4 separate regions of the Homo sapiens genome follow, and all the other regions are linked to region 4. A link is a loop called in an ENCODE intact Hi-C map of the cell type or tissue named here. Cell type or tissue: psoas muscle. All regions are shown on one strand. Region 1 overlaps ROR1 (receptor tyrosine kinase like orphan receptor 1). Region 2 overlaps PGM1 (phosphoglucomutase 1). Region 3 overlaps ROR1 (receptor tyrosine kinase like orphan receptor 1). Region 4 overlaps ROR1 (receptor tyrosine kinase like orphan receptor 1).

Evidence for each region. Peaks named below come from ENCODE experiments on the same cell type or tissue, not always from the same donor. Only the 100,000 strongest peaks of a DNase experiment are listed, where the experiment ranks them.
Region 1: a loop joins it to region 4, with 2.6 times the contacts of the local background. A loop is called at or near these places in 15 of 110 quality-filtered maps.
Region 2: a loop joins it to region 4, with 2.9 times the contacts of the local background. A loop is called at or near these places in 3 of 110 quality-filtered maps.
Region 3: a loop joins it to region 4, with 2.3 times the contacts of the local background. A loop is called at or near these places in 12 of 110 quality-filtered maps.

What each region holds. Positions count from the first base shown.
Region 1 is chr1:63,930,891-63,938,890 of GRCh38, forward strand. All of the region lies in intron 1 of ROR1 (receptor tyrosine kinase like orphan receptor 1), which reads left to right. Among named protein-coding and RNA genes, the nearest start is that of ROR1, 160 kb to the left of the region's middle. In psoas muscle, a CTCF peak has its summit at 4,464 (motif pointing right); no DNase peak of the experiment used is centred here.
Region 2 is chr1:63,601,206-63,609,205 of GRCh38, forward strand. The region is part of intron 1 of PGM1 (phosphoglucomutase 1); the gene reads left to right. Among named protein-coding and RNA genes, the nearest start is that of PGM1, 12 kb to the left of the region's middle. In psoas muscle, no CTCF peak of the experiment used is centred here; no DNase peak of the experiment used is centred here; H3K4me3 peaks cover 2,466 bases; H3K27ac peaks cover 7,804 bases.
Region 3 is chr1:63,969,408-63,977,407 of GRCh38, forward strand. The region is part of intron 1 of ROR1 (receptor tyrosine kinase like orphan receptor 1); the gene reads left to right. Among named protein-coding and RNA genes, the nearest start is that of ROR1-AS1, 140 kb to the right of the region's middle. In psoas muscle, no CTCF peak of the experiment used is centred here; no DNase peak of the experiment used is centred here; H3K27ac peaks cover 338 bases.
Region 4 is chr1:64,036,020-64,044,019 of GRCh38, forward strand. The region is part of intron 2 of ROR1 (receptor tyrosine kinase like orphan receptor 1); the gene reads left to right. Among named protein-coding and RNA genes, the nearest start is that of ROR1-AS1, 72 kb to the right of the region's middle. In psoas muscle, no CTCF peak of the experiment used is centred here; a DNase peak (open chromatin) is centred at 3,622; H3K27ac peaks cover 3,573 bases.

The DNA.
Region 1 (8,000 bases), 110 kb before region 4:
ACAAATGTTAACTATCCATCCTCAGAGTTAGATTAAATTTAACTTAGAAACACACATGTTCATCTCAATATCAGTACTCAAGAGCTTTAAAGTAAATCACAGAAGGCCGGATGCAGTGGCTCAGCTTACGCCTGTGATCCCAACACCTGGGGAGGCCAAGAAAGGCGGATCAGTTGAGGTCAGGAGTTTGAGACCAGTCTGGTCAGCATAGCAAAACCCCATCTCCACTAAAAAGACAAAAATTAGCTGGGCATGGTGGTGGGTGCCTGTAATCCCAGCTACTCTGGAGGCTGAGGCACGAGAATCACTTGAACCTGGGAGGCGGAGGTTGCAGTGAGCCGAGATGGCGCTACCATACTCCAACCTGGGTGACAGAGTGAGACTCTGTCTCAAAACATAAAGTAAAATAAAGTAAATCACAGACAATATAAGCAGAAGTGCTTAGAGGTTGTGTAGAACAGTGGAAAGAGGTGTACGTAGCTCTGAGGTCAGACAAAATGGGTTCGAATCCCAGCTTCTCTGTGGCAGTGGGCCAGTGACCACATCTCAGAACCTCGAGTACAGTAGTCTTCCTTTATCCAAGGTTTTGCTTTCCAGGGTTTCAGTTACCCTCAGTCAACTGTGGTCCAAAAATATTAAATGGAAGATTCCAGAAATAAACAACTTCTAGGTTTAAAATTACATGCTGTCCCAAGTAGTATGGTGAAATCTCACGCCTTCCTGCTTAGTTCTGCCTGGGACCTGCATCCTTCCTTTGTCCTGCGTATCTAAGCTGTCTACAATTTCTAGAGCCTATTAGTCACTTCATAGCCATCTGGGTTATCAGATAGATCCTCACAGTGTATACTCATCTTGGTATCACAGTGCTTGTGTTTGAGTAACTCTTATTTTATTTAATAATGGCCTCAAAGTGCAAGAGTAGTGATGCTGGCATATTACTATGTTCTGTTTTATTATTAGTTATTATTGTTAATCTCTTACTGTTCCTAATTTATAAATGATACTTTATCACAGGTATGTGTGTATAGGGGAAAATTGTATATATAGGGTTCTGTACTATACATGATTTCAGGCATCCACTGGGGTCTAGGAACGTACCCCCTTTGGATGAGGGGAAACTGCTATACTCATATTATGTACTCATAATAATGCCTACCTTACATGCTTGCAGTGAGGATTAAATTAGATAATATTTATAAAGTACCTAGCTCAGGGGCTGGCACTGAGCCATCGAATACATAAAGCCAGTATTATTAACCTCAGTTACTGGCCTGTAGCAAGATGCTCAATAGACCTGAGGAGAATGAGTGAAGGGGAGGTTGCCTGGCATGGGAGGAAGAGGTGGAAAAGGTGCAGGGGTGATAGATAGGATTCTTGGCTGGCCTATGGGGGCCCCAGCTGAGTGGGAATGGAGAGGAAGTGGGTTGATGGAGTCCCATTGTGTGCAGAAAGAGGGGACCTCTGCTTGGGTGGAAAATGAGGAAAAAAGGCAGCACTCAGGTCTCGGCAAGAATAGCCCGGCCTCCCTTCCTTCAGCCCATCTTCTGAACTAGAAAAAGGCTGTTGGGTGCTGTATGAGAAGTGAGGCCTACCAATGAGAGTCATCATCATGTAAATTCTCTACCATCCTGGCTTGGTCGGTAGCATTTCTACTGCCCCCAAAGCCAAGGAAGAATGATGCCCCTGATGGTTCTTCCCATTTAGAAGGAACTGCAGTTTACACACATTACCTTACCTGATTCTCAGATGTCCTCAAGTGATGTTATCATGATCTATCATTATTTTCCCTGCTTTATAGAAGGGAAAACAGTCCCAGAGGAGGTAGGTGACTCCTTTAGCCAGTAAGTGACAGAGGCAGGATTTGAACCTGCATCCAGCTGATCCTGTTGCTCTTGCTGTAGAGGAGAGGCAGTGTATGGGTATTCTCCCAGCTTGCTTGGTATTCATTCCACTGATTTTTACCTGGAGCTTGAAGACTGGAACTGGGTGGTAGAATGGCAGGTGTAGGGCCAGAGCTGGTAGAGTGGGTGGTGACAGTTCTGAGCCTTCTTTGCCCACCTGTCTGACAGCCCTTTATCTCTGTAATAATTGCCAAGAGTCCTGAAAGATGCCTCTTCCCTTCCCAGTTGCAAGGCCTGAGATTGAGCCCAGGGATCTTGCCAGCCTTAATTGACTTGTGTTGAAAATTATAAGAACTGACCCTCTTTTTAATTTTCCCTAAATTAAACACTGTGGAGGGATCAAATGGAAAATGACCAAGAGTCCTGAGAAAGGATTATCCATCTGGCATCTGATGGAACTTGAGAGACAGGGCAGCATAGTAGTGGTGCCTGCTGCATCTTATAGCTGTGGGACCTTGGCCAAGCTTCTGGACCTTTCACAGTGCGTTTCATTTCCTTATATGTAAAACAGGGTTAATAATTCTGGCCTCAGATGGTTGTGACAGTCATTGAGATTCTCCATGTTACTTGCATGGTACTAGGCAGGAGCTTAATCAGTGTCCCTTTACATCCCCAGAAGTGGGCTTAAATAGCCCAGTAGGAGTATGAAACCCTCAATCAAATGTCTGGCATATAATAGGTGCTCAATAAGTATTTGCTGAATGAATAAGCATGGTTGCTTTGCTCTCTTTCGTAAGTTTTCTAACTCCATCGCAGAAGGGTTAAGAGACCATTAAGATCTTGCCATTTCTTGGGCAGAGATACTAACATTTATTGAACACCAACTGCTTTGTACGTTTTATCTAATTGCAACAATTCTGAAAATCTTTACTATGCCTGTAATTTAAATGAAGAAATTAGGGCCTTGAGAGGTTCAATGAGAAAACCAAGGTCACCCAGCTAATTGGTGAAGTTGGGATCTGTAGGCAGAGCTGTGACTATAAAGCCTGTGTTCCCACCAGCAAATGTCATGCAGTGTTGAACATACACATCCCAGGTGAGACATGCCCTCTGCCTGGACTGAACATACAAGACCCAGAGCAAGTTCCGCACCTTCGTGTCTGGATGTGGGGTCAGTACAGCTTCTGCACAATGAGCCACAGTGAATAAGGAAGTACAGAGAAGCAGGGTGAGGGCTGATGGGAGCACCAAGGCTTGGGAGCTGGGCTCTGTCTCAGATTTGGCCTCCAGCTAGCTGCTGCTTTGCAGGTGCAGGATTCAGTTTGGGTTGTTGGTGGTGGTGAGGAGGTATGTCAGGGAGAGCAATAAAGCAGTGATAAACATCCCTCATGGTAAATCCCCTATGGTGAACATAAGGGATTTGATGATAAGAACGAGGTCAAGATCCTGTAGGTGAACTCCACTGGTATGGACCTGGGTGGCCGGTATGGAGCAAGAGGCCTTGAGCTTCCCAGTAAGGGCCTGGCTCTGAGCTAGACCCCCCTGGTTTGAACCGAGCCATACCAGTCACCCTCTGTGTGACTTTGGACAAGAGACTTACACTCATTAAGGCTCAGTTTGCTCATCTGTTAGATGGGCATGATGCTGGTGACACCAACCTCATGGACTTGCTGTGTGGATCAAAATGGTATCAGACCCATACAATCTTCAGCATAGTACCTGGCTCCTGTAGTAAGCATATAACAAATATTAGGTGCTATCATTGACACAAAGGCCACATTTTACCCTCAACTTCATTTATTTCCTAAATGGATCCTGTGGGATGGTTTTGACAGATAAAACTGTTTACCAAATTCTTACCCCGTGACTTGGACTTGCAAGGACTGCAAGGCGGAATCTAATTTAACACTTATTTAAATTTAACAGAAAGAAAACATTTGGGTTGGCTTTGTCAGGGTTTCCTTTTTTTAAAAAAGTATATTTTACAATTTTGGCTTTTGAGATATCAGGGTCTTGAGGGACAGACAGCTTACGTCTAATGTCTGGGCCTGAGAAGATCCTGTAAGAGACAGGTCTGTGGGGTCAAATTGGCCTTTCAGACTGAGCCTGCCATAGATTTTCTGAGGATTTAGATGATGTGAAGGGGAGTTAACCCATCCCACATTGTAAATTATTTTTTCAAAGGAAGGATGAGGGAGCCAAGTAACAATTTATCATGCTTCTTTTACATTTTGACTCTGCAAGAATTTAGCAATCTGCCATCCATCTCCAGCTCTGTTTGATTTGGGAGAATTTTTTTTTTTTTTTTTTGGGTAGAGGGGAGAATGATTGTAAACCAAATGTTGAAAAGTAGCCTGTTGGTTTTTTGTTGCAGTGTAAAATATGGTTCAGTAATTCATTGCCCAACCTCCCTCCCCTGCCAACACCACCACCAAAGAAACAAAAACTAATGTCCCTGCTCCTGGACAGCAAGAGTTAATTTTCAGCCTTTGGTTAGGAAAACAGAATGGAGGGAGCTGTATGAACTTTATGCTTATAGCTTAGTTCTGCAAGCCCAGGAGATCATTGGTCAGCATCAGATGAGCTAAGATGCAGTTCTGCAACTGCTGAGGACCAGGTCCTGTTTACCAGCAGAGGGCACAGCCTGTGCCAAGGTACAGCTAATGGGAAGTCAGAGACAGAGTGAAATGGTCAGGTTAATTGTAGAGGGTGGCACAGATCAGGCCTAGGTGTGCTGAACTAAGTAAAATCAAATTTCTCTAACGGAAACCCCAAAAAGTTATTAAAACACAACCTCCCTCTAATCATTTACCACATGGTTTTTAAATTCTGTGGGTAGTTTACCAAGAAGGCCTCTTAGGATTATATATAATGTCCACATACTTGATTACTGAGAAAGGAAACCAAGACTATATTTAATCACAAACTGTACAGTGTCAGAAAAAGTCCTGCTACCCTGTCTTGTCACTGCCCTGAGTGGCAGTAATTTATAGCTTGAAACAGCAGCTGGAGCAGGAAGGAGCCTTTAAAGCAGTCACATTTGTTGGTTAACTTTGGTTAACCCAGAGGTCAAAAGCAGTTTCTGTCTAGCACATTAGATAACTTTTGAAACGTTTGACATATTGCAGGTAGCATTACAGGAACATCCACACTTGTGATAAAAGGAGTTATTTATGAGGTAGCTGTGGTTTCAAATGTAAAGGAGAAAAAAAAGTCCTTCAAATTATGAAAGCTTTGGTAAAAATCCCAAGTTGGATGTTGCTGGCATTTCTGAGAGGGTGAAAGGGAGATTAACCAGGAATAAAATGGGAAAGTCCATTTAAGTACACACTGGCATCCCAGTGGCATTACCTGCTGATTGAAAGACCGTTATGGAGAAAGGATTAATGCCTTCAGCCTTACCATTAGTTGTCTTTTATGTCATGAGTTGCTATGAAGAACTCTACTATTGGTGCTTTCCAGCTGACCTCTTATTGTCCAGAAATAAGTGAAGAAGATCTATTGGTTCCAAACACATTATCACGGAGCACTTGCAATCTATTCGTTTTCTGCCTTGGTTTATCAAAGCTAAGCAAGGGGTGCTCTAAAGTGAAAAGGTGGAGACCTTAGATTCAGCTGCTTTCTGAAGTCTCTCCTCTTCTCCCACAGAACAGTCATTGTGGTATTTCATAAAAAATGCATGCTTTGGGGGGAATAATGACTGTTTTCTAAAACACCCTTACCTTAAATGCTTGAAGGTTTTGCTGGAATGCTAACCTTCCAGCATTTAAGGAATATATGACTAAGTTAAGAATTATTTTTTAACGCATGTTATGGGAAAGTTGAAGTTAATTGGAGAGAAAGAAATTTAACTTGACACCATTATATTTCTTCTTCCTTCTTTCCTTCCTTGTCTACATTCAAGTCACACACCACACAATGTAGTGATCTGGGAACTGGCCTTGGAATAACACATCCTGCCGATGCCATTTTTAGCTAGAGATCTGGGGCAGGTGATGTTACCCTTCTGAGCACTTTCCTTAGCTCCTTGTAAAGTTGCTATCAGGAACAAATGAAGTTCTATGTATAAGAGTCCTCTGAACATTTGCAAAGTACTGAGCAAATGTACAGTGGTGAATATAAATTCCCTGAGGGCAGGGGCCGTCTCTGATTTAGGCCTCTTCATATTGCCATTACCAAACACAGGGCCATTTGTTGACTCAATGAGGCAATCAGCCAGTAGACAACTTTATCTCATCAATAGCCCAGTTTTTATTATGTGTCCAGTGTGTTTCCTGTCTGGAGCTTTGATAGTTTTTAGAGCTAGAAGCCAATGATATGGTTGAGAAACATATCAATTAGGAGATGTCTGATAATTGGCCAAGGAATTGGGCCAAGATGTTATTAATTTTCGGCTTCCTTCACTTGACTATAAGCTCCTCCAGGCCAGGGGTCATGTCTCATTCATCTTTCTATCTCTTAGTGACTGAGGTTTAGCACAATGCTTTGCACTTCTCAGTGAGCCGGCAGTGCTTCTGGATGGAATGTTCAGTGGCCCTGGGCCGTCCTTTTACTGCCATCCCAGACCCATTGCCACTCCCTGTTCTGAATTGAGATCTGAACTTCAGCAGGTTTGTGGACTTGCTCTTCTTCCACTCTAGGAATGCCCTTTCAGGTACCAACACTGCAAGATGGACCCTTCTACATTCTGCAGTGAGTTCATTGCATAATCTCTATTGCCCACTTTAGAGCGCAGACATCCTTCTAACTTCTGCAGATGTCATTGAAGTTGTTTTTTTTTTTAATTATATGGCTGAATCATTTATACATGTGTGGTGACCACATCTCATCTTCTAGTGCAAGCTGCTCTGGATAGCCATCTTGGGCATGGCTGGCTCAGAGAAGTGAGTGGTCCTAACGTTGAATAGAGAAAGGAAGGAGCCACATTGGCAGTACAGTTGTAAATCAGAGCCTGAAGGTGCAGGTGGTTTTGGGAAATGAGAGTTTTCTGAACCTAGAGGCAAGAAGAAATATGTCATAGAGGAAGTTAATATTTCATTAGTGTGTTTTTAGTGTTCATGTGACATGGATTGCAAAGGAGGAAACTACTGAGTCTGTAGATGTTGATTAGTTACTTGTTCCAGTGTTAATATATTTCCTGTTGCTGTAGAGCCCGTGTAGACAGGCATTTAGACTTGATCACACATTCAGAAGGTTCACAGTTGGTCTACTACAGTGCTCTTCTGCCTAAACACCACCAGATTCTCCCTAGCCCTCCTTCCAAATCCTGGCTCCCTCTTCTGTTTCCAGTCTCAGCTGAGATTTTACATCCTCAGGGAAGCCTTCTTTGATATCCCCCAGAGAATATAGAGTTGGCCTCCCATATCCGTGGGTTCTGGATCCATGGATTCAACCAAAGTCAAATGGAAAATATCAGAAAAAAAATGTGTCTGTGCTTTATATGAGCAGAATTTTTTCTTCTCATTATTCCCTAGACAATAGAGTATAGAATCTATTTACACAGCACTTACATTTTATTAGGTATTATAAGTAATCTGGAGATGATTTAAAGTATACAGGAGGATATGCATAGGTTATATGCAAATACTAAGCCATTTTATATCACGGTCTTGAGCATCCATAGATTTTGGTATCTGAGGGGATCCTGGAACTAATCTCCCATGATACTGAAGGATGACTGTATCTGGCTTGGTGCTCCAGAGCCCCCTGCACCTCCCCTTAGTGACTTTCCCCACACTGAGCACCATTTATGGCCATTACCTTTTTACTCAAGGTCCCTTGAGGCCTGAGTGTGCCCACTTGCTCCCCACTGTATTCCCAGTGCCTTGCAGGGGGAGTTGCTTCACAAATACTGATCGGATTGCTGTTCAATGAAATCTCCGTGAAGCCCATGATATTAATCACATCTTTCACTAAGGTAGGTTTCAAATTTTTGTTTGTCCTTGTAATTTTTTTGTTTTAATTTTTAAAATTTGGAATTTAGCCTGGGTGCAGTGGCTTGTGCCCATAAACCTAGCACTTTGGGAGGCCAAGGCAGAAGGATCACTTCAGCCTGGGAGGTCAACACCACCCTGAACAACATAGGGAGACCCTGTCTCTACAACAAAACAAAATAAAACAAATAGGTGTGGTGGCACATGCCTGTAGTCCCAGCTACTT
Region 2 (8,000 bases), 430 kb before region 4:
GGAGATGTGGTAGTTTTATGCCAGTGTCTATTTAGTTATGGTAATGAGTCGATCTTCCCTGGTTGTGAAACTCCAGAGTTCCTTTGGGGCACACTGCTTTTAAGACAGATGAAGGAGTTTAGTAAAAAGCCTATTTTTAAATGACTGGCTCAAAATAATTTTTATGTCACAGTGGTGTAGTCTGGACCCCTTTAGACTTTAGAAGAGCTTTCAGCAGATTGATTTGAGTGAGCTACACTTCTAAGAAAGTGAAGCAGGAAAGTTTGAACTGATCCCTTTATTCTCCTCCAAGTTCCCTTGAGGCCCACACAGACATAGCCAGTTATTCTGCTGACTTTGAAGCTGTGCTCACAGTTGGGATCCACCTTTGAAAAATGGCTCCTGAGTGTGTTAAGTAAGTAATGGCTAGCCGAGGGCTTCAGTTGGGAGGACTGCGGAGAAGACTTTTCTCCCCTGGGGTCCTCAAAGGGGAAAGAAATCACAAGGGGGCAGCATAGGGAGTTGTTTGGAAAGGGTGAGAAGGCTGTGCTTAGTGTTGGGATACGCGGATGGATGTAAGCTGGGTTTTGTTTTGTTTAGTTTTTTAAACTTCAGCTGTTGGAAGTCCTCCTTCCCATAGCTTCTCCAAATCACCACTGAGCTGATTCCCCAAGGCATAAAGACAGCCCTGAATTAACACAGTGGGGAATGCTAATTAAGTCATGCCAATAAAGATTTAATCATGAATCAGAAACACTTGGAAAATTATGTTTTCATATTGGAAAGATGTTCTTTTTTTCTCTATGAGTACCCCAAAGTGTTTTTGAAGGATGAAATGCGATAGGTGGTAGGACAGAAATATTTGGTTGACTTGTCCAGTATGCTAATGGTGTTGGAACAGGGACTCCAGTCTTCTGATATTTCATCTGGTTGGTCTTTTCCATAAATAAATATATCCCAGAGCAAGTAGTTCTGGGGATTGTTATAATATGCTGGTTAATAGCATGGAGAAACTGGCTTGGGCAATGTTAAGTAGGAGTTTCAGAGCTTTTAATATATGAGTACTGAGAGTTTGTAAAAGGACCCCAAACAGAAGAATTTTGGGAAATACCAATCTATACCATGCTGGGTTGATAGGACCATCTATATTATACAAGAATCTTCTCAGATTTAAGTTTCTTCTTTTTAAACTGCCATTAAGGGCATGCAGGGAAGGTGAAATTTTGTTTTAATATCCATGTATACCATATGGCTTATTTTGGCAACTAATATATGAATTTGTTCTTGGCTGCTTTGAGTGTGATTGATTCAGCCCAATAAGTATTTTCTAACCAGGTCACCACATGTAGAGTTATGAGGTAAGTGACAAAAGTCCTTCTGACCAAATATTAGTCCTGTATGTTGTACTCCAATGTGCTCACAAGTGAATTGAAATGTTGCTCAAGAGTGAATTGAAATGGCTACTACATTGTGTGAGTCCGGAGGGCTTAATCTGCATGGTGTCATAGCCATTTGGGGGCTAAACCGACAAGTGTGAGGATTGTAAACTGGCAGGGAGCTCAAAATGAGCTGATTGGTGAAACTTCATGGTGATCTCGTAGGTTGCAGCAGAGAACAATACAGGCCCAGTCCTCACATGCTTGGGACTTAAGGTGAAGGTTTGTGTTGGAGGCTAGGTGGGTTACGGACAAGCAGAGAACTGCCACAAGGTGCTGTCAGCACTGGGATGGAGGTGAGCAAAGGAGGCTAGGAAAGCATAAAGGAGGCGTGCCTGGTTCCAGCAGAGGGAGTAGGGAAGTGACAACTAAAACCAGACCTGAAGGTGAAGAGCAGAGAGGAATGTTCCAGGCAGAACCATAGGTGAGAGAATTTGGCATGTTTAAGAGAAAGCTCCCCTCACTGCCCCCCAACTCCGTATTTTTGTTTCATACTCTGCAAGGAGCAACTGCACTAAAAATGTACCTCATGTTTTCTATTTTACAAGTTACTGCCACATGCATGGCCTTATTTCCTGTCTACAACAAACCTTTCAGGTGTCCCAGGTCACAAAGTCAGGAAAAGAGCCTGGGAACTGCCCCCACTCTTCCTAGAATGTAAGGGGTGTTGGGCCATGTTCCAAATACCAGGTTCCCACTGAGAGTGGCTGAGGATAATGCTAATCTGGGCAGTTTTAAGCAGGAAATGAGTATGTGGAGTAGGGAAGTGCGGAGATCTTGCTATGTAAGTCAGAGCTATTTTTCTCACTACTGGGTTGAATTAAAACCAGTTTCTGGAATCACAATGTAAAACAAGAGGCAAAATCCACCTCGAGGCACATTGGTTTTTATTCCTTAAATGTTCCACATAAAAAATGAAAACTGAGTCAGTAGAACAGAATCGTAAGACCAGATGGCTTCCCAGGATCAATGGGGGCAAGCCATTAACTATCATCTAGTTAATAGAGGAAATTGCATTTTACAGTGGGATGGGTTCTAGAGTTCGAGTGGAAGATGAAACTTCAGTCAAAATCATCCTTAAAGTCCCATAGGAAAGTACCACATTGGAGAACAACATGTAACACAACAGGTATGTCTTTAAATAGCAGAAGTGCACTCAAGATACCCATACTTTGAGAAGCACGTGGGGACTAAGACTGAGCAGGGGCCTGTGGTCACTGGGTGAAATGGTGGCAGAATTGCCCATGCTGTTTAAATTTCACTCTTGTCTTCTTTGTCTCCCTGGAAGTTCTATATACAACAGTTACATTTGTGCAAGATAAATACTTGTATGATGTGACTACACTGCACATTCTTGATGCTACTCAGAGTGCACATATGAGAATCATCTCAATCATGATTCATCACCTGCAACTTGGAGCACTTATGCCCTGTGCCTTTCTACCGGGCTTATATTTGAAATCTCAGATTTCCCTGTCAAGGCTTGATCTTACCGCTGCAGATCTGTTTGGACCACTCTGAAAGAGTATACTTTGAGGTGCCTTCCAAAGTGAATTTGATGTACACCACGTAGCCTATAAGGAATTTTTACGATTTTATAGGTTCAATCAGCTGTTGTAACAGACACTCAAAACAACAGTGGATTAAACAAGATGTTTTTCTGTCTTGTGGAATATTGTGGGTCAGCAGGCCAAGACTAGCATGATGGATCCATGATGTTGGGACCCAGCCTCTTTAATCCTGTTGCTCTGCCATCTTGAAGGTGTTGCCCTTGCCCATCTGGTTGCAGATGGCTTCTACTACCACATCCATGTTTCATCTAGTGGGCACAGGGGAGAGATGGGGCAGAGTGTCTTCCCCCTTTAAAATCAGGAAATTGTGTACCTGACTATTGCTCACAATCCACTGGGAAGATCTAACATGCAGGCCACATTTACTTGCAAGAAGGGCTGAAAATGTAGACTCTATATTGAGAGGCATATGGCCCCCTGAAAATGAGTGGTTCTGTTACCTTAAAGAAGAGAAGGAACACTAGAAATATGTGCCATGGTCCACCTCTTTGGCCATGAAGACAGCCATGCCCATTGTTCTTCCTGCCCATTGAAACACAGCACTCCTTTCCAGTGGAGGCACCCCAGATTCCTTCCAGTTACCCAGTCAGTACTCAGTGTTCATAGTTCTCTCCATCAAGCCCATGTGTGGCTCCTTGTGTAAAGTTAAAGACAAATTATCAGGCCCCCTGTCCCCACTACATAACTATGTATAACTATATATATAGGGAGGGAGTTACATAACTCTGTGTGTGTGTGTGTGTGTGTGTGTGTGTGTGTGTGTGTGTGTAAAGAGAGGGGATATAGTTGTATATTTACATATGTAGACCAGTCACTAGCCATAGGAGTGTTCACATTGTCGCATTGTCCTGGCTGGGAATGCACACTCCTGTCCTGGCAGTGGAGTAGGTCCACAGGGAACCCTGGTTCCACCCTCAGGGAGGAACTCTATCCACCTGCTCATGTAAATATATTTATTGAGTAAGAGTGGACATTGGAGAAGGCCCTAAAAGTCCTTTTGGGGCTGTACAGCTTATGTAACCTGCTTCCTGCTGATGAAAGTTGGAGGAAAAGAGGCAGGGGTGACTTTTGCAGGCCAGGCTCCTGGCTCTTTCACTGTACAGTACCTTCACAAATTTAGTAGTCTTCTGGCCTATCCTGATCAGTTCCATGTGCTGGTAATCACAGTGAAAGTTCTCACCTAGATAGTTTTGAAACCTAAAAACTTTGACTTGTATTTATTGGATGCTTTGTGCCTCCCTTGATTTCTCTATTACTGATGGCTACCTTGAGACAGGTGGAAAAGATAGGCTAGTACGAAGGCAGTATCCTTAATCTGATTTTGCTGGTGGGCTAGTTCCCATTGTCTGACAGAGAATCCTGGGGAATATTTTATTTATTATTATTTATTATTTTTATTTTTTTGAGACAGGGTCTCACTCTGCCATCCAGGCTGAGTGCAGTGGTGTGATCATGGCTCACTGGAGCCTCGAATTCTCAGGCTCAAGTGATCCTCCCACCTGAGCCTCAGCCTGGGACTACAGGCATGCACCACTACACCTGGCTAATTTTTTGTATTTTTGTAAAGATGAGGTTTTGCCATGTTGCCCAAGCTGGTCTCCAGCTTCTGAGCTCAAGCAATCCACCCACCTTGGCTTCTCAAAGTGTCAGAATTACAGGTGTGAGCCACCGCACCTAGCCCTGGGAAAGATTTTAGACACAGCCTTCTCTGCTAAGCCTGCTGCTTACTGTATAGCTGATTTAACTTGGTTTCACAAATAGTTGTCATCTCAACTCTGTGATGGCACAAATTCCTGGACTTGGACGGTATCATTTGCAGGCCACAGTAAAAACAAAAAACAAAACTTCCCTTAGCAGAACCCAACCTGCCTTTATTTCTCTCTGCAGAATGGCCAGCCCTTGCCTGAGCTCCCGTCTTTATTGTAGCAAGAGGTAGTTGACAAGCACTCATGTTCTGAATTCTGCCAACCATTTGTCTCAAGCTACAAATTTGGTTGGCCAGTGGTCTGCCTTCCATGCTATCAGAGGCAACAAATTTTTCCATGCCATAAAAAGCATGCTGATGCCAATGTTTTAGATTCTGTTTTGGTACAGAATACCAACTTTTTTGTTAAAATGTAGGTTTGGCTGCTGTTAGCAGAGTTTCCAAATAAAGTACTTAAAAGTTGATAGTAATGGAACCCTTCCTTTCATATCCTGGGTGTGGGCAGTCCAGGGCTGATGTGTGGCTCCATTATACACAGGGACCCATGCCCCTTTTCTTCTGTTGTGCAGCCTTCCCTGGAGTGTTGCTCTTATCTAGGTCCGGGATGGCTGCCCACCACCTTACCTTCATGCCAGCTAACATGCCAACAGGGGAGAAAGATGGAGGAAGGCACACCTTTCTCAGAGATTGAACATATCTGTTGCACTCATGTCGCATTAATCAAAACTTAGCTAAGCCTACCTCTAGCAGCAAGGAGGGCTGTGAAATATCAGTCTTATTCTGGGTGTCATCTGTCAAGCTAAACATTGGGGATTTGACAAACCAAATGAAACAGAGAATTGATGTTGGGAAACAACCAATAGTTTATACTGTCCTAAGCATTCCCTCCAAATCTGGTGAAAATCACTGTCATTTTCAAGTGGTAGTGTTACAGAGAGAAGACAGAACTTAATTTTATATGGGCAGCTAGATTTTTGGAAGAGACCTTGGCCGTCAATTATTCCAACCCCACTTTAGAAAGGAACCAAGGCACAAACATTGCCATTGTACGAGTCTTAAACTACTTTATTGAGGTATGATTCACATACTATATAATTTACCCACTTAAAGTGAATCATTCAATATTTTTTAGTCTATTCACAGAACTGTACAACCATCACCACAATCTAACTTCAGAATATTTCCATGATCCTAAAAGAAACCCCTTACATTAGCAGCCAATCTCCCTTGCTTCCCTACCCCTTCAGCCTTAAGCAGCCGTTAGTCTACTTTCAGTCTCTACGTTTGTGTGGGTAGACTTTACATGGACCAAATGTCCAGTTTTGGTTGCCAGGCAGGGGAAGTTCCATTTACCAAGTGAAACCACAGGATCATGAGAAGCAAAGTAAGGGCTGTGTCAGGAGCAGTGGAATTAGTATCCCATGCTTCTGTGTGCCTTGTCCTGAGCATGGGAGGGTTAAAGATGTCCTCATTCGCAAGGAGCTGCCAGTTGAATGGGGAAGATTGACACATGCAAAACCAGACAGTAACCATTAGGTATTATAAAAGCTAACACAGAAGGAAAAAGAGATGGTCATGGGAGCTCAGGGCCAGCCTGGGATAGGCGAGTGTGCCTGGGATGGGTGGTGTGCCCAGCGAAGGCGTTCTGCAGAAGATAAGTGTGTCTTTCTTGGCAGACTCTCTGTCCACAGCAGACCAGGCTGTCAAAAAAAGGAGGCGACATTTCTCCAGAATAGCTTCTTCATTTTCGTGAGGGTAAGCAATCAGATTTCTTTTTTTATAAACATATTTGAACTTATATATCCAAATTAGTATCGTACCCTGCCAAATCGCCACTCTGGGAACCATGCACGCACTCCAGTGATGCGTGTAGTGCTCAAAGCATTTGAAACTCCTCTATGGGAATTATCTTTCAGCCAGTCAGTTTATGGGTCACCTAGGAAAACCAGTCACATTATTTTATAGTCATGCCTCATTTTTCACCTAAAGCGATGTAACAAGATTTGATCACCCACTTTATTCATTAGACATGGCTCCAGCCAATTTTTGTCTTTTTCCAAAGTTCAAATCTATTCTCAAAGGATGAGATTTGTCATGACTGAGGACTTTCAAAGAAAGTGCCGCAGACAGTAAAAACAGTTACCCACTAAAAGAGTTAGAGAGGTGTCAGCATTGTTTGAATAAATATGTTGTTTCCCAAGGTGATTGTTTTGAAAGAGATAATGCTAATTGAGATGAATGTACTCAACTGGCATAACTGTTTAAAGGGAGTTACTGTATTTTATACTGTTCAAGCACATTGACCTGTAGAGAGGAGCTTAAGAGACAGTTCTTGCTGAGGCAGAGTCTGGCATTCTGCTTTCTGCAGCCTACCGCAGTGGCCTGGGGATACAGTTCTCTTCCATTCTGGTAAACGTTTAAACCTGCTTTGGTGAGGCATTTAGGAGCTGTACAAAATGGGAAGGTTTGTTAAAATATAAACCGACAAAATGGCCAAATACCCGGCCCTGACCGAGGAAGAGAGTCCTGTCAGCTCTAAACCATAGAACTTGAAACCCAAATGCTAAGCCAGTGCCCACCTCGACTGTGTGAAATTGTCCCCTGACTTCAGAGGCCAGAAAATGGATCTGGGATGGTATAACTGGGTGGGGACAGGGAAAGGCCTTTTGATTTAGCAATAAAACTATTAGGTTATACCACCTCCATGGGGACTTTGAAAAATGCATTCTGTGGAACAAGATGAAGTGCTTTTTAAAGGAAGATTTTGAAATGAAGCAAAAGGGAAATCAGTGTAGAAAACTCAGATGGAATCAGGGATAAGACTGGCACCTGTCATGAAAGCCCAGCTTCCTCTCTGGGCTGGGCCACACAGTTCACTCTAACCGCTTTGTGGTCAAATCCATGAGAAAATCACTTACCCCACAGTTTGCCATAGACAGCTCCTCCATATGTAGAAGTGGTATTCGAAAGAGTAATCGTAATATCTGCCTTGAAAGATTCTTGTGAGGATGAAATAAAATTTGTGAAGCACTTGTTATAGGGCCTGACATTGTAACTGGTTAGTAAAGAGAAGATTCTGATGATTCTATGATTATTATGATTATTCCAAATACTGAGGCCATTGGAAGGCAGAGGGAGGGGATAAGAAGATGGGCCTAGGGAGGGTCTTTGTGCCTCTTACCACCCTCACTTTTTGGCTGTCCTATCCTGCCTCTGTCCACACATTATCCCTTGGACTTTTTCTGTCAGGCAGAGGTTCACAGTTGCTCTAAATCTCAGCCACAGGCCCATCAATCTGAGATCTTCACC
Region 3 (8,000 bases), 67 kb before region 4:
CTGAGGAAGGATTGGCCATCTATAAGTCTAGGCTGGGGTGCCCTCCTGAGCTATGGACTCATAGCACTGGTAGTCAGCTGGATAGTTCCCCTTGGCAGTCTAACAACTGTGTATAAGTTGGCTTGTTCAAAACTGAGTTTGGTGTCATCTCCACTTCTCTTCCCTGCAAACTGGCTTCTCCTGTGTTTCCTGTCCCCATGAATGGCCCCATTGTCCATCCAGTGTCCGAGCCAGAAATCTCCGCTCTTCCATGTGTTTTCCACCCCTCCATGTGTGATGAACCGTCCAGTTCTGTGGATTCCCCCTCCCGTGTTGATCTCATTCATTTCAGTCCCCTTCTTTTTAATCTAACCACTACCTCTCTTGAGGTTTCCCTGCCACCTGTCTTTCTCCCTTTCACATTCCAGACAGATGAATCTGTCTCCTTGTAACTCTGATCACATGACTCCTCTGCACAGTGCCTCCTGCCTGGCTGCCCACTGCCCTTTCTCTTTAATATGGCACTCCTGAGTTCTCCAGTCTAATTACCTGCCCTCTTTTTCCTCAAATCTTAAGACTTTAGTCATAAATCATTACTTTCTTTTATCCATATCATACTCATTTTACCTTATGACCTTTATATCTTCATGCATGCTGTTACCTCTGTTTAGAATGTTCTCTCCCTTGCGTCTTCCTCCCCCACTCCTTCCCTCATTTATCTGAACCACCCCATTTCATTCTTTAGATATTGAATCAGACACTACTTCCTCCAGGAAATCTTTATCGAATTCCCAAGTCTAGGTTGGACACCTCTACTTCCTGTTGCCATAGACCCTGTACCTCCTCCATCATCACCATTAAGACACTGCTTGGTCTCCTTGCTATCACCAGAAGACCATGGGCTTGGTGAGGGCAGAGGCCACCACTTTTTGTGTTTCTAGAATCTAGCCCAGTAATATGTAATTGTAGGTACTTAATAAATATTGATTAAAAGATAAATTTTTGTTTCTCCGGATGACATTAGTCTGGACATAAAAGTAAGGTTACACAGTAATAATAATAACACACCAATTGTTTTGTTCTCTTGGTCCTTCCTTGGACCAAACTCTGGTTATAACTCTTGCTTCCTTTAGGAAGCTCTTCAACCTCTCTGGCAAACTCACATTGTGTAGTTCATGCCACTGAACCCTAAGATCAACCGCACTTAAAAAAATACATTGGTATAAAAGGAATCATACATGGGCTGCTGTCTAAGATTCTGATTAGAAAGGAGAAAAATGCCTAAGTAAGAATAATAGTTAACATTCACTGACAGCGTCTTCTGCCAGGCGCCTTCTAACTACTTTACATGAATTATTTTGATCCTCCCAACAACGCTATGAGCAAAGTATAATTATTTCCATTGTACAGATGAGAAAGCTGAGATCCAGAGAAGTTAAGCAACCAGCTTCAGGGCACAGAGCAGAAGTGGTGGAACCAATGCAGGCAGTCTGATTCCATGGTCACCACCCTTGCTGCCTCCCTCTATGAACTCTAAAAAATCTTTAGCTCTAACCTTCTATGTTTCTCTGGTTGTCAAAAGCAAAAGCGAGCCTGGCTAATAAGGCATTTGCAATTGCAGGGCTTCCTCTCACTCAGACAGTATCCCTGGTTGCTGGAGGACCCAGCCAGTACAGATGGGGGTCAGTCCCCTCTAAGCCCTCTGTGATCACATCCTTATTTCCTAGATAGATGTTCATGCTGTTCATGAGAGACAGTATAGCACAGTGGCTAAAAAGTGGACTCTGAATTCTGACTACCTGAGAGCAAACCACAACCCTTTCACTCATTAGGTATATGACCTTGGGCAAATTATTTAAACCCCTTAGGCCTCACTTTCCTCATTTATACAAGGAGGATATTAATAATATTACTTAACCCATAAGCTATTATAAGGATTAAAGGAGTTAATATATGTGTAACACACTTAGAACAAGGCTTGGCCCACAATAAGCACTAAGTGTGCTTAGTCCACTTTTTGATTAGTATTTTTGTAATTAAAATAATCTTGTTAATATTTACTCAAGCTGGTCTTAGAGTGCTTTGATTAAGTACCAGGTTAGCTCAACTACTGATTGAGCTGTAGATATCTGGTAGATACCTACCAGTTCTTTCATCTCATTATGGGCTTTAATATATATATGTATTACTCAGAAAGATAAAAATAAATCATCTGCAAAACCCCACTTGAAAGGTTTTCATAAATCTTGTAAAAGTTGGGCCAAGTTTAAAGATTGCTGCCCAGATTGGTTTAAAGCCCTTCATTGTCTACAATCTAATGGGGATGCTTATAAAGGGAGGATCTGGAATGGTCTGTCTGGCAGTGTGTGTGGTCACCGGAATCACGGCCTTTTATCTACCTGATGGGTATGAGTAGGAGGAGTTGGCTCAGGCTCCAGGAAAGTCAGCAGATGATAAAGCCCTTGTCCTCGGTCTTGCTCATGCCAGCAGTTGGAGAGCAGTATATTGTGTGTTATCAGGTTCTCAGACCCTAGCCTGGCATTCATGGGCTATTCTCCAGCCTTGATCAAACCCACCTTTCCACTGTATACCGTTCCACACTTACCCTTTCTTTTGCTTAGAATTTTCTCACCCTATCTGAGTAAGACCTAATCCTAAAGAGGCCCAGATTAAAAGCCATTTCATTCCTGAAGTTTTTTCTTAGCACTCTACTGGCTGTGTTCTTTTCCTTTGCACTATGCCTACGTCTCATGCCTGTTTTCCCTTTCTATATTTGTTGTGCTTATAGGAATTTGCCATCTAACCTGGGCTCTCAAATACTTAAAGTTTTCACATCCATCCTTTTATTTAGACCTTAAAACAGCCCCATGAGGAATGTAGCATTTTCATCCTCACTTTTCCGATGAGGAACCCAGGGCTCAGAGAGGTTACGTGATTTGCCTAAAACACAAAGTTTTAGGCAAAGTTAAGTCAGACTCCAACTTTGGTGCATTTTTTCTCTGCCCCAGGCTCCCTCCTTGAAGTCTTATGTCATGTCTTGCTCAAGTTTGTATCTCCCTGCAGTGCCTAGCACAGCTTTAGGCTCAGTAAGGTTTTTTTATTTATTTATTCAACTTACATTTATTGTATCTATGAGGTGTTAGTTAGGTCTTGGGTACTAGCATTAAGCAAACATAGATATTTGTGGAAGAAAAGAAGGAAAGAAGGGATGTGGACATTTTTGTTTTACTTAGTAAGGTGGGTGGCATACGATTCATAAGCTCAAATCCCAACCAGGGCAGGTAAAAATGAGTTAAGAAGGTTGGGCATGACCCACTGAAAAGTAATGGGGACTCTTGCTAACTGGACATCAATACTGTCTAATGGAAGCGACCACAACTTAATTCCAGTTAATCATTGCCATGTTGGAATATGGGCCTAGTGTTTTGAGATTTTCCATTTTTTCAAGAAAAGCTGGAAGTCCAGACTTACTATACAGTTTCTTTATAGTCAATGTTGCCAACTAATTTGTTTTTATTTTTTAATTGAACAGCTAAACAATACATGGCTCATGGTTACCACTAACCTCCTTGAAATGCTGAGGATTGAGCCAACCATGCAGCCAGTGGTGCCCACGCTTCTGAGGCAGGGAGCCAGTGCTCAGGAAGGGCAGGCTGCTGCTTCTCTCCTTCTCCTTGTTAGCCCCCATGTGGGTCTCACCCACCTGCAGGCCTGTCTTGGCTTTGCAGCAATACTCCACCTCTTTGCCCCTGCCCTCCTAGCTTGTCTCCCGTTCTTTCCCTGCTGTCAGGGGTGGTGACTGCCCTGTCTCCTTCGCAGAGATCCTCGACACTGGATCTCACCCTCTAATTTAGCTCCTTGTCTTTATTGCGATGAATGAGGTTGAGCAGATGACAAGCAGAGATCTCTGGGCAGAAGATCAAACGCTCCCCCTGGGCTGCCCAGAGCATATTTATGACTGCTGCTTTGGGAAGTTCCACCCACGATAATGCGATGCCTGCAGAGAGTGAACTTATCTACCCTCTCCATACCTCTACCCAGTCCCAGTGGGAAGATAGAGATTTGTAAAGAAGACCTCAGAAAACAGAATCCGTGACAATCTGTTTGGAATTTTCTCTTCAGCTTTGTGATTTGGTGACTATAAATTAATAGAACACTCATGTAAAATATGACTGGAGATAGTTGTGCTAAGTGACTCCTGCTTCAGGGACTAGTCATAGAGTCCCCAATATTGGGACACAGGGTGGCTCAAAATACAATTTTAGGGGCATCAGCAACAGACTTGCTGGATGTTTGTTAAAAAAAACCCAATCCCTGAACTTCATCCCAGATCTAGGGGTGGGGTCTGGGAATATGCATCTTAACAAGAATCACAGCAGATTCTGATATATGTGAAGATTAGAAACCTGTAACTAATGATAATAATGAACACAGAACCCTAAGTATTCTAAGTGCTATGTATTTATTTCTTACAACATGCCTATGAGACACTGGTTTTTCTAAGTGTGGAGTAGATATCACTGTTTGCAATTATTTTGGGTGCTACACGGAGACATTTTTTAAAAAAGATTTCAAAGTTATGTGTTTAACTTACATATAAAACTCATATGTGTAATAAACCCACTAAACACTCATAAGTTCATCAACATTATTGCTTAAGTAAAGGCTAAATGTATTTAAATAAAAATAGTGAATCAATTTAAAGGGAAATATTAAATAAATACTAATTCTGGTAACAAACATTGTGAGGGTAGAATGGGGAAAATTCAAGTTTGCAAAGCATTGAGATGAGTGGAAAAGCTCTGTACTGAGTCAAAGAATTTGGGTTTAAACCTTGAATTAAATTCTTACTAGCTGTGTGGCCTTGAGCAAATCTCTATCTCTCTGAGTTTTAGCTTCATTCTTAGCAAAATGGAAATATTAAAACAAATTCAGCTAGGCTGTGGTGAAAAGCATATGAGAAAAAAAATAAAAGAACACTTAATAGGTGGTCAAGAAATATTATTGAATATAAATATTACTCTAATCTTTCTGAAGTATTAATTCAATATGAGGTGTTTTTCATTGTTGTTGTTTTGAGACAGAGTCCCCTGTCACGCAGGCTGGAGTGCAGTGGCGCAATCTCAGCTCAATGCAACCTTCGCTTCCCAGGTTCAAGCAATTCTTCTGCCTCAGCCTCCAATATGAGTTTTTAATGTGGACATTACTTGAATCTCCTTTAAAACTTGTTAGAAATGTAAACCCTTTTTTTTCTTTTTTATTGTTTTTAGAGATAGGATCTTGCGCTGTTGCCCAGGCTGGAGTGCAGTGGTATGATCGTAGCCCACTGTAACCGCACACTCCTGGGCTCAAGCAATCCTCCTGCCTCAGCCTCCTGAGTAGCTAGAACTATATAGGTGCACACCATCACCACCGGCTACCAACTCTTATTTCTCATATCTTTCTCTGAGTTATGTTTTCACTACATTTACTGAGGTATGAGGGGGACAGTGCAGAACTTGGGTTCCACCTCTGCCTTTAGCTATCGATGTGATCTCTGACAAGACATTTTGCCTCATTGTGCCTCAGTTTTATAATCTGTAAAGTGGGATTGCACTCAAAGACTTACAGGTTTTCTCCCAACGTCTTTGTATTGGAGCTTTTTTTAAATTATCTATAATAAACTGAGAACAGTCAGAGCATAGATTAAATATCACTTTTGCCCAGTAGGCAATTGGCCAGAACTGCTCTACAGTGGCCCAACTTACAGGTTTCATCTTCTCACGTTCTTTGGAGGTGCTAACGAGCAGTAAAACCAAATGGCTGGCAGAAGGAAGAGGAAAAAAGAGGATACTGGAGCAAGGAATTTGGATTCTCTTCAAGCTCAAAATATCTCCCAAACGAATAAAAGTTGATTATGTTTTTATAGTACTATAGTTCGATGGTACGATATATCTTGTTAATAGAATCATGCTGGCACTGGACTGAAGAGATTCATGATTAAGTTATGTCTATTTCTTTCTGCCTTAGAAATAGCAATGAAACCTGGATTTTTTTTATATGGGAGCTCTTCAGTCTTTAAAAAACTGAATTAATAACTGAGATGGCATAATTAGCTGCCTGGATGAGCTCTCAGAAATCAACTTTTCTTTGGGTCAGCTGTCTTCCAGTTAAGCAGTTATGCGGAAACCTTTCTTTTTCATGCCCGGAAGTATAAAACAGAAAAATCATGGGATGCTGAAATTGCTGAACACACACGAAGCGGTGCCACAGTGTCCCCACCCTGTGCCAAAGCAAATTTCTGAGCGTTATGTAATTTCTCCCTGGCTTTGAGCTCCCGTGATCCTGTCTGAGGTTTATGCTATACAATCTGCTAAAGCTGAGCTCTTTCAGGCACTTCCTTGGCGGGTGACATCTTGTCAATATTAGAGACCTGTGATTGGGAGAGGGGAGAGAGGCTCCCATCATTTCAGTCTACATCCAGCACCCTGCATTTTCCAAAATTCATGCTGGGGATTGCTAAAACAGACGGCATTTGTTGGCTGAAGAGTAAATCACGACTTTCGTGGGTACATTCATTCATTTGGAAAGTATTTTTGATCATTCACTGGGCTAATAGTGCTGTGGGGAATTTGAAAAAATGTATTTTATATGGTTTCAAAAACAAAGTCTATGGTAGAGCTTTTGCCCTCAAGGAATTTACAGTCCTTTAGAGAGCCAAGACATGCATTTTTAAGTTAACTAACAGCATGCACAAAAACTAGATACCCCTGTGATACACTAGTGGTAAAGCTAGCAAAAGGTAATGTCATGGAGTGTGAGTTCTGGTTGGGTGATCTTGTCTAATTCTCTTACATTCCCAGTGAAGAAACTTAACCACAGAAAAGTAGGAAAGGCCGACCTGAGGAAGCACAGCCAGGAAAGGATTGCATTTAGGCTTGAATGCAAATCTCATAATGCTTTTTGCACTCTGCTTTCTGCTACCCCACAGCCATCTCTCTATATGTTTAAGCATGAAAGTGGTGATTTCAGAAAACTGTTGATGCTCAGAGGGAGAAAATTGGCCAACTTTAGGAATCAAAATTCCAATATTGCTCCAGGTAATGCCAGAGAAACATAATTTGACCTAATGTGGTCCACATCTTTCTAGTCCAGTGTCAACATCATTCATTAACTAGATATACACTGTTATGTACTATAAAACCATAACCAACTTTCCACCATTTTGGAGAAATTTCTAGCATAAGGAGAATCTAGATCCCTGGTTTGTCGGTGTCATCTTTTTTCTTCCTCCTTTTGTCAGTCACTTGGTCATATTGCTCATTAGCACCTTCAAATGGATATAGGAAAATGAAACTACAGGTTGAGTATCCCTTATCCAAAAATCTTGGGCCAGAAGTGTTTTGGAGTTCAGAATTTTTTGGATTTTGGAATATTTGCATATATATGGTGAGATATCTAGGACACAGGACATGGGTCTAAACACAAAATTCATTATGTTTCATATACACCTATATTAGTCCATTCTCACACTGCTAATAAAGACATACCCCAGACTGGGTAATTTATAAAGAAAAGAGATTTAATTGACTCACAGTTCCGCATATCTGGGGAAGCCTCAGGAAACTTAGAATCATGGCAGAAGGGAAAGCAAACATGTTCTTCTTCACATAATGGCAGCAAGGAGAAGAATGAGAGTGAAGTGGGGGGAAAGCCCCTTATAAAACCATCAGATCTCATGGGAACTCACTCACTATCACGAGAACAGCATGGAGGTAATTGCCCCCCATGATTCATTTACCTCCCATTGGGTCCCTCCCATGACACATGGGGAATTATGGGAACTACAGTTCAAGATGAGATTTGGGTGAGGACACAGGCAAACCATATCAACACCTTACACACATAGCTTGAATATTTATACAATATTTTTTAGTAATTTTGTGCCTGAAACAAAATTTTGACTGCATTTTGACTGTGACCTATCACATGAAGTCGGGTGTGGAATTTTTCACCTGTGGTTTCATGTTGGCGCTCCAAAA
Region 4 (8,000 bases):
ATAGATGGATGTTCATACTTGCCCTTTGGTACCCTAGAAGGTTTGAGTTGGGAACAAACCTCAGAGATCTCCTAGCCTTATCCTCACATTAGACAGATATGGAAACTGAAGACTATAGACAGGTAAAATAAGTGATTTACCCAGGGTCACACAGCTAGGACTCGATCCCTAGCCTTCTGGTCCTCAGGCCAGCCAATGTTCTTTCTAGGCTGGCTCCCTAGTGCCATCCATCCATCCATCCACCCATCCATCCAGTAAATATAAACTGAGCAAGATTCTGCTACATGACAGGTACTGGGGTACATGTTTTTTGTCCTCAACAAACTCACAGTGTGGAAGGACCAAAGTTCTTTATGTTTATTTTTACTTCATTCCCTGGGGTTTCCCATCTGGAGGGCACTTTACTAACTTTGCTAGCCCACGATCACAGCGAGTTCATCCAGGAGTCTCCCAGAATATACTCCCATCATGTATTCTCTGTGCCTCTTGGGTCTATTCTTTCCTAATATTTGTGATAATCCATGTTCATATTGAATCTCCCCTGGGAGATCCTTGAAACCAGGGACTGTGTGTAAGTCATTGCTTTTACTTCCTAGCACGGAATCTGTCACAAGATACTTCTCCAATAAATGTCTGCTTTTCTAGAGAATTTACTTCACTCCTTAGAATCTCAAGTGAGAGCTGTGTATCAGTTAGCTCCTGCTAGGTAACAAACCACAACAAACATAGTAGCTTCCAGCAACAATCATGTATTATTATTCTCTCTCCTGGTTCTGAGAGTTGACTGGGATCAGCTAGATGATTCTTGTGCAGAGTCTCTCATGTGGTTGCAGTCAGATGGTGGCTGGGTCTAGGGTCATCTTAAAGACTTTGTCATTCACATGTCTGGTGTCTCGACTGAGAAGACAAAAACAGCTGGAGTCTGGAACAGCTGGGGCTGTTTCACACACAAGTGTTGTTTGCACAAGAGATGTCCAAGAGCTTCTCTTTATTCTCTCCAAGCACTCTCCATGTGGTGGCCTCAGGGTAACTGGTGACTGAAGGCTCCCAGAGGGATTGCCTCAAGTTTTTTTAAACCTGACTCTGAAGTCTCTCACACAGTGTCACTTCTGCAACATTCTGTTCTCAGAGGTCCTGCCACATGCAAGAAAGACACGATCACAGAGGTCCTGCCAGGTGCAAGGAAAGGGCACACAGACTCCACCTTCTCATAGAAGGAGCATCAAACAATTTGCAGATAGTTTTCTACATCTCTGCTTGATATGTCTTCCTGCATGAGAAATATGAAAAAATGAACACTTTTCAGGGAGCTTTCATTTCAGCTGGAAGCCATGATTTTCAGACAACTGATAGTTTCTGGCTTCACTGACAGCTACATCCATTGCAACTAGTTTGCTAGCCCGAGCTGCAGTTACTCACAGAATTTGCTAACTATGGACTTTAGTGGCCTAGGAGTTAGCATGGGCAGGCAAGGTGGATCAGGGCCTTGTTTTATCATGCAATTCTTGTGTGCTGGGAACTGGCTAGGCTCTATGGTTAATAAGACCGTGATGAAAAGATGCCTTGGGGTTCCTCAATGTAGTCATATATGAGTGGTTCTGTTTTTAGTTGTCACCATGATGAGGGTGTGCAGTTGACATTTATTGAATAGGGGTTTAGGATGTTAAACACGCTACCATGTGCTAGCAATCCTGCTGGAGGAGGAACTTTCCTACCAAAAATGCTAATAATTTCTGACCTAATGTCAGAAACACAGTGAAGTGGGGAAGCTGTGAGAAGTGCACTGTGGAGTCCTCAGCAGATATGCATGGTACATGTCACCAAGGGTGGCATCTGGTTTGTGTGCCACACTCTCCCCAAAACAACTGCACAGCTTCTGCCCTTCCTCTCCCCTCTGCAGCCTTGCTCTCCATCAAGGCCCAATGCAAGCACCCCCTACTCTCTCACACCTTCCCTGATTTCTAGAGCTGGACAGGTTCACCCCCTCCTGAGCATAAAACAGCCCTTTCCTTACCTCTTTCCTTGTTCTGATTATTTTCATATGTTTCTTTTGTATCACTGTTTTGCGAGGCCAAGGAGAGATGGGACAGGTCCCCCCTCCATGTCCGCACAAGTATTTAATAAGTATTTGCTTATTTATCTTCTGTTTCCCCTCTCCTGTCTACTCCTCGCCTCCCCTAAATGCCTGCACATTCCAGCAAGAGGACAGGAAGTCTGGGGTTTCTCCGCCTCTCCACTCCACACTGGGTCTTGCCCACTCTGCCTGATAAAAGTCAGGGAACCATCTGGCCTCTCTGCCACCACCTCAGTAACCTTGGCCAGCCTGTTTTGATCTCAGCCTCCCTTTCTCCACCCTATCTTGTGAATGCCTTCAACACTCAGCATCTTGACCACACACTTGGCTTTTGCTCTCACTCTGACTTGTACTTCCAAATTAGATCCCTAGAATAGCTCTGCTTTCCTTCCAGATCTTAAGGGGCTCCTGAAGGACAGAGGCCGCATCACCTCTTTTTAAAAAAATTCCACCGATTGCAAGGTGTTACCTCCTTTGGAAACCCTTCTCTGACACCTCTGGCCTGGAAAATGGGTTAAGTTTCCCCTTTCTAGGGTTCTTTACCACCCTGAACATACCCAGATCACACTTTATCATGATTATCTCTTTACCTGCATGACTGTGTAGCCAGGATGAGTGATCTTTGAGTGCAGGCTCTTAGGTTTTTGTTTATCTATTTATAATAGATAGCAAAATAAAAATAGATCCGTTCATCTCTTCATCTAGCATTTTACACGTCTATCTTTAGCAAGCCTGTGATCAGTTTAAGGAGCCACAGCAAATGAAAAAGGCATGGTCCCATCCTCAAAGTTCACGGCCTTGTGTGTTGAATTGATTTTTGTCTCTTGCTACAAAGAAAATAGTAGCTCCTTCAGTCTTCATCTCCAGATTTCTCAGTGCTTTTCTGTTTTCTTGAAAAGCAGTAGAGCAGATAATTTCTAATTGTTGAGGAATCTGGTTCAAAATTTCAAGGCAAAACCGCCCCATTCATGAGAGAGAACATTCAAGTGACAGGGCCTTCACCATTGCACTGCCCTGCTAACAGGAGACCTTGAGTTGTGGTCAAGTCAGCAGATTCTTTTAAATTTTGAAATACAGATCTTGCATAATGAATGGAGAAAGGGAGAAAGAATGGCTTGTGTGCCCTTTTGTGCTCCTTGAAGTTTACATTCTGGGAAAACATGAAACTGGAGTGTCAGCCTTGGTGGAACTGAGTTGGAATGCTGACTGGCACACAAAGGGATTCTGGTCCTGTTTAACCAAGATGTGACTTTAGAATACTGAGATTGTATGACTTTATGGATCCCCAGAGGAATAGAAATTCATGGGCCAGAATGACAAACTTTTATTTTGAAAGCCACCTAGGCTCCACTTAGAGCCATCAAATGCTTGAGAATTTATTATGACTGGGCAAGCCACTGCCTAAGAGTCAGGCCAGGGTAGTGAAAATACACACGGACTTTGTCTTTGAATGACCTGAATGTGGCCTAGTTCTTCCTAGCACAGGGCTCTCTACCAGAGCTGAAAGCACAACTGTTGCATTTGCATGACATAGAAGCAGCCAAAAGCTTCCACAGTGAGGATCATGTGTCGTGTTGATGCTGAGGCATCTCCTGTGCATGGTACTGAAATCACAGAGATGACTTATGATGTGTTCTGTTTGTGTTGGCCCAAAGCCCAAACCAGAAATGTATTTCAGGCTTGGCTTTCTAGATTCTATCTCCAGTCATGTAAAAGTTCATTACGTGGACCCACTCATCCTGTCCTGCTATAGTTAAGGTCTGTCAGCATTTTTCAAAGGTTTATAATTCAACCACAAAGGAGAATGCAGTCTTTAGGCTGCAATGTGACCTATAAAGCTTAAGCCCCGGGGTCAGAAACTTTGCTTTTTTGTTGTTGTTTTTAAGTTAGGCCCTTACTAAGTTATAGTGAAGCAAAGTAATAGCTGGTGGTTTTGTTATTATTATTTGGTTTGGTTTTACAGGGATGGGAAAAGCTTCAAGTGACTTCTTGGAATGTAGATGTACCCTAAACCTAAAGAGTTGTTAGGACTATAGATTTACTTATCATCCTAGCATTCAGCTAAAGATGGGGGTTTAGTTTTTAAAAATTTAGCATTTTAAAATTGGGATGGATGAGGCTGAGAAAGTTAGAAACAAGATTGGGAATATTTCACCAAAACTCAAGGACCAATTCTCAAGCCAGAAACTTTGTATTCAAAATTCTAGTTAAAAGACTTTGGTCATATTATATAAAAATCAAGTCATTTCCCTGATGGTTAAGTTTGTTTCTGCTCATAAATTCTAAGTATTCCCACTTAGAAATTTAAGTGAAAAGTGCACATATGATAAATATAAAGTAACAAAATGATACCTTCTCATAATAAAAACACTTGAAAATTTGAGGTAAAATAGATACAAAAATACACTTTCTATGTCTGTTCAGCTGCTATAATAAACTACCATAGACTGGGTGGCTTATAAAACAACAGAAACTTATTTCTTACAGTTCTGGAGGCTGGAAGTTCAAGATCAGGACACCAGCATGGTCAGGTTCTCCCTGTTGAGGGCTCATTTCCTGGTTCACAGACAGCTGTCTTCTCATTGTGTCCTCACATGGTAGGAGAGGCAGGGGATGTCCCTGGGGTCTATTTTATAAGGGGACTAATCCCATTCGTGAAGGTACCATCCTCATGACCTAATCACTTCCCAAGGCCCCACCTCTTCACCCTGAGCATTCAACATATACATTTTAGGGGGCCACAAACATTCAGACCATATATCCACAAAAGCTTATAATCAGCAAAAGGTCTCTTAGAGTAACCTAATTTGTGGTTACTAAGGATCCCATTAAATAACCTGCTCCTGGGGTAAAAATAAAGACTGGTAAAAATCATAGCACCTTTGGTGTGGGAAGGAGGTTTTATCTGGATGGTCTCAAGTCAATTAATAGTGGGAAAAGTTCTTAATGACAGTATGTTATAAAATGCAGATTGGCAGTAGGGACAGGAGAAGAGTGTCAATGGAACTGAGTTCCAGTCCAACCTGTGTACAGTCTAGCTATGCTAAGACCTCTATAAACCTTGGTATCTTCCTTAAAATGGGGCTGGAAAATCCTATGTATATATACAGGGTTCTGGTGATGACAAAATGCAATAATACATGTAAAATGCCTGATAGAATCAGTGCCTAATATATGTTTTTCCCTTCTTCTCCCACCTTTATTAATTATACCTGAGACATAAAACAATCTAAATGCTGGAGACCAGCCACTCTAATTTGGTAGAGATCTTTTCTTAAAAGGAAAAAGTAGTTTCCCTGAGCTTTTAAGAGTGCATTTACATACAATTTGTCTATTTGTAAAAAAGACCTATTCATTAAAATAAGCCTCTAAGTAGCAAAGTGCAAGTTTTCTTAAACTCCTTTGAGTGGCACCACATGCTAACTGGGCTTCCTAAGGAAAGAACTATAAAGGTGGCTGTCTTTCCCCATTAACCCTGATTTATAGGGGGTTTTGCTCTAAGTGCATATTTGCAGAACCATTCTTAATGTGTGTGTGTTCTCTCCCCAAAAAGGAGGCACATTATTGGCCATTTGTTGTCTTTGGTCCAGTGGATACTCTTTAAACCCACTCTTACTACTCTGTAGTCAATAGCCCAAGCTCAGCTTGATGCATTAGTCCTTGTGTTTTCAAGAAAATGTGTTCGGCCAGCACCCAGCCCAGCACAGCACTTCTTTTCTTTTCACTTTTAACCATCATATCCCCTGGTTTCCAGCAGGTTCATTCACCCAGAAAATGTTTATCTTCATTGTGCCACCTCGGTACTTAACCTGGGGCAGAGGTTTGGATACTGGGGAGTGCAAGAGGAAGGGTTGGGTTGGAGGTGCGGTTTCACTCTTTATCAGTTATGTGACCTTAGGCAACACACTTAATGTCTCAGCATTGGTTTCTTCTTGTAAACAAGGGATTGTAGTGGAGAATACTCCTGAGGATTTTTGAGGAATAAGTTAATTACAGGGTTTAACAGGAAGCCAGGCAAGAATCAGGGGTCAGGAAATGGTAGTGATAGTTACTGTAGCCAGGTGTTCTCTTATTCACTACACAGGAGAATCATTTGGAGAAGGGCTTTTAAAAATGCTCATGTCTGGATTCCATCCTCGAACAATTAAATTAGAATCTCTAAGGGTGGGACCCAGGTATCAGTATTTTTTTCTGGAATACTTTTGATATTCCAGAGATGGATTAAATCCTTTAACCCCCACAACATCCCTAATGGGTAGGTATCATTATTAGCCCATTTCACATTTGAGGAAACTGAGGCTTAGAGAGGTTAAATCACAGCAAGTAAAAGGTGATGCTCAGATATGAAGCCAAGCAGTCTAGCTCCAGAGCCCATGCTCTTGGTTGGTGTGACGCAGTCTATTATTATAAGCAGTGCCTCCAGTGAGATGTCCGGTGAGAACTAAGATCCAGCAGGTGGGGTCATCCGATGGTTTCGGTCCCTTCATACCTTCAGGTTACCCACCTCCTGCTTTTACCTTCAGCTCTGTGTGTTCAGGACTTCCCAGCAGCCCTGTATCAGATAATGAACTGTGGTTATTCAGAAGTCCCCCGCTATTTTCGGCTGATTTTATTAAACTCAGCTTGTGGCTTGAACTCAAGAATGTGCAAGCTGATTTAGATTATGCTTTGCATTGAGTTTATTAAGATAAAAAATATTTCCCGAGATAGTGAGTCAGAAGTATTTATGGTGAAGTGTGCTGAAAGTGAATGCAGGTTGATAGCGTGAACAGAATGTTCTCTCCAAGTCAAATGCGATGACCTAACTGTGTTTGGCAGCCTTCCTTTATGTTTAGCTAAGCATTTCATTTCATGTTGGGAACCTCCTCCCTCTTCTGAAAAGCATCAGTCATGTGGGAGGCTAGGATTTTGGCATGTGCCTCTTTTGATACCAAGACCCAGGCCCTAAACCTAATTGTGACTGGCTCCTCGGCTGACTGGCTGGGTTGCCATGGCAATGGACTGCTCAACTCTTTATATCTCAGTTTCTCTCACCTGTCAAAATGGGAATATAACACTTGGCCCCACCTTCCTCCCTGAGGAGAGATGGGGGCACTTTGAAAATTAAGTAATAAATGTTGGGAAGGATTTGTGGATTTGTGGATGTGACATCTTGTCAAGTGGGTAAATAATAAATGGGGTGTCTCCAAAGCTAATTTGCCTAAAATTCACTTGAGCCTTCCATTTACTTCATCAACCAGCGTTTATTAAATGCCTATGAAGTTCACAATAACACATGAAGTGCTGAGGGGAATACAAAAAATGTAAAAAGGAGGAAATAGAGTCTCAATTCCCAGAGAGGTCATAAAATAACTTTTTTCTTGCAGTTTGCTTTTTCTGGTTCATTAAGCCTCAGTACAGACCATGCCTGCACTGTATTTAAAAAGCTCATTCTCAATGATGACTTCCAGTTACGTCATAAGCAACTAGTGGTGATTTAGTTGTTTTCAGTACCAGTGGGTATTGTCACATGCTTGATGGACTCATAAAAAGGCAAGAATATTTTTTAGTTCAGGTTATGAGTGGTGCAAAGGACAATGAAAGACTACAGGTTGGATTGATTGGGAATCTGATTGCATCAGAACATAATATGGTCTCTGCTGTTCAAAGGCGTGGGTTTGGGTCCTGGCTCTGCCGCTTTCTGGCTGTGTGACTTTGGGAAATTCCTTAACTTCTCTGTGTCTCAGTTTCCTTATCTCTAAAATGTGGTCAGTTTTAGAGTCTACCTCATAGGATTGTTGTCAAGTTTAAATTAAAGTGTGTAAGATGCTCAGAATAGTGCCTGGCATTTTGTAAATGCTCAGAAAAATGTTAGCTATGATCATCACTTTCCATTGTTAATGGGAGAAGATGGTGGCACTAAAAGGATACTGGCATTTCATTTTCC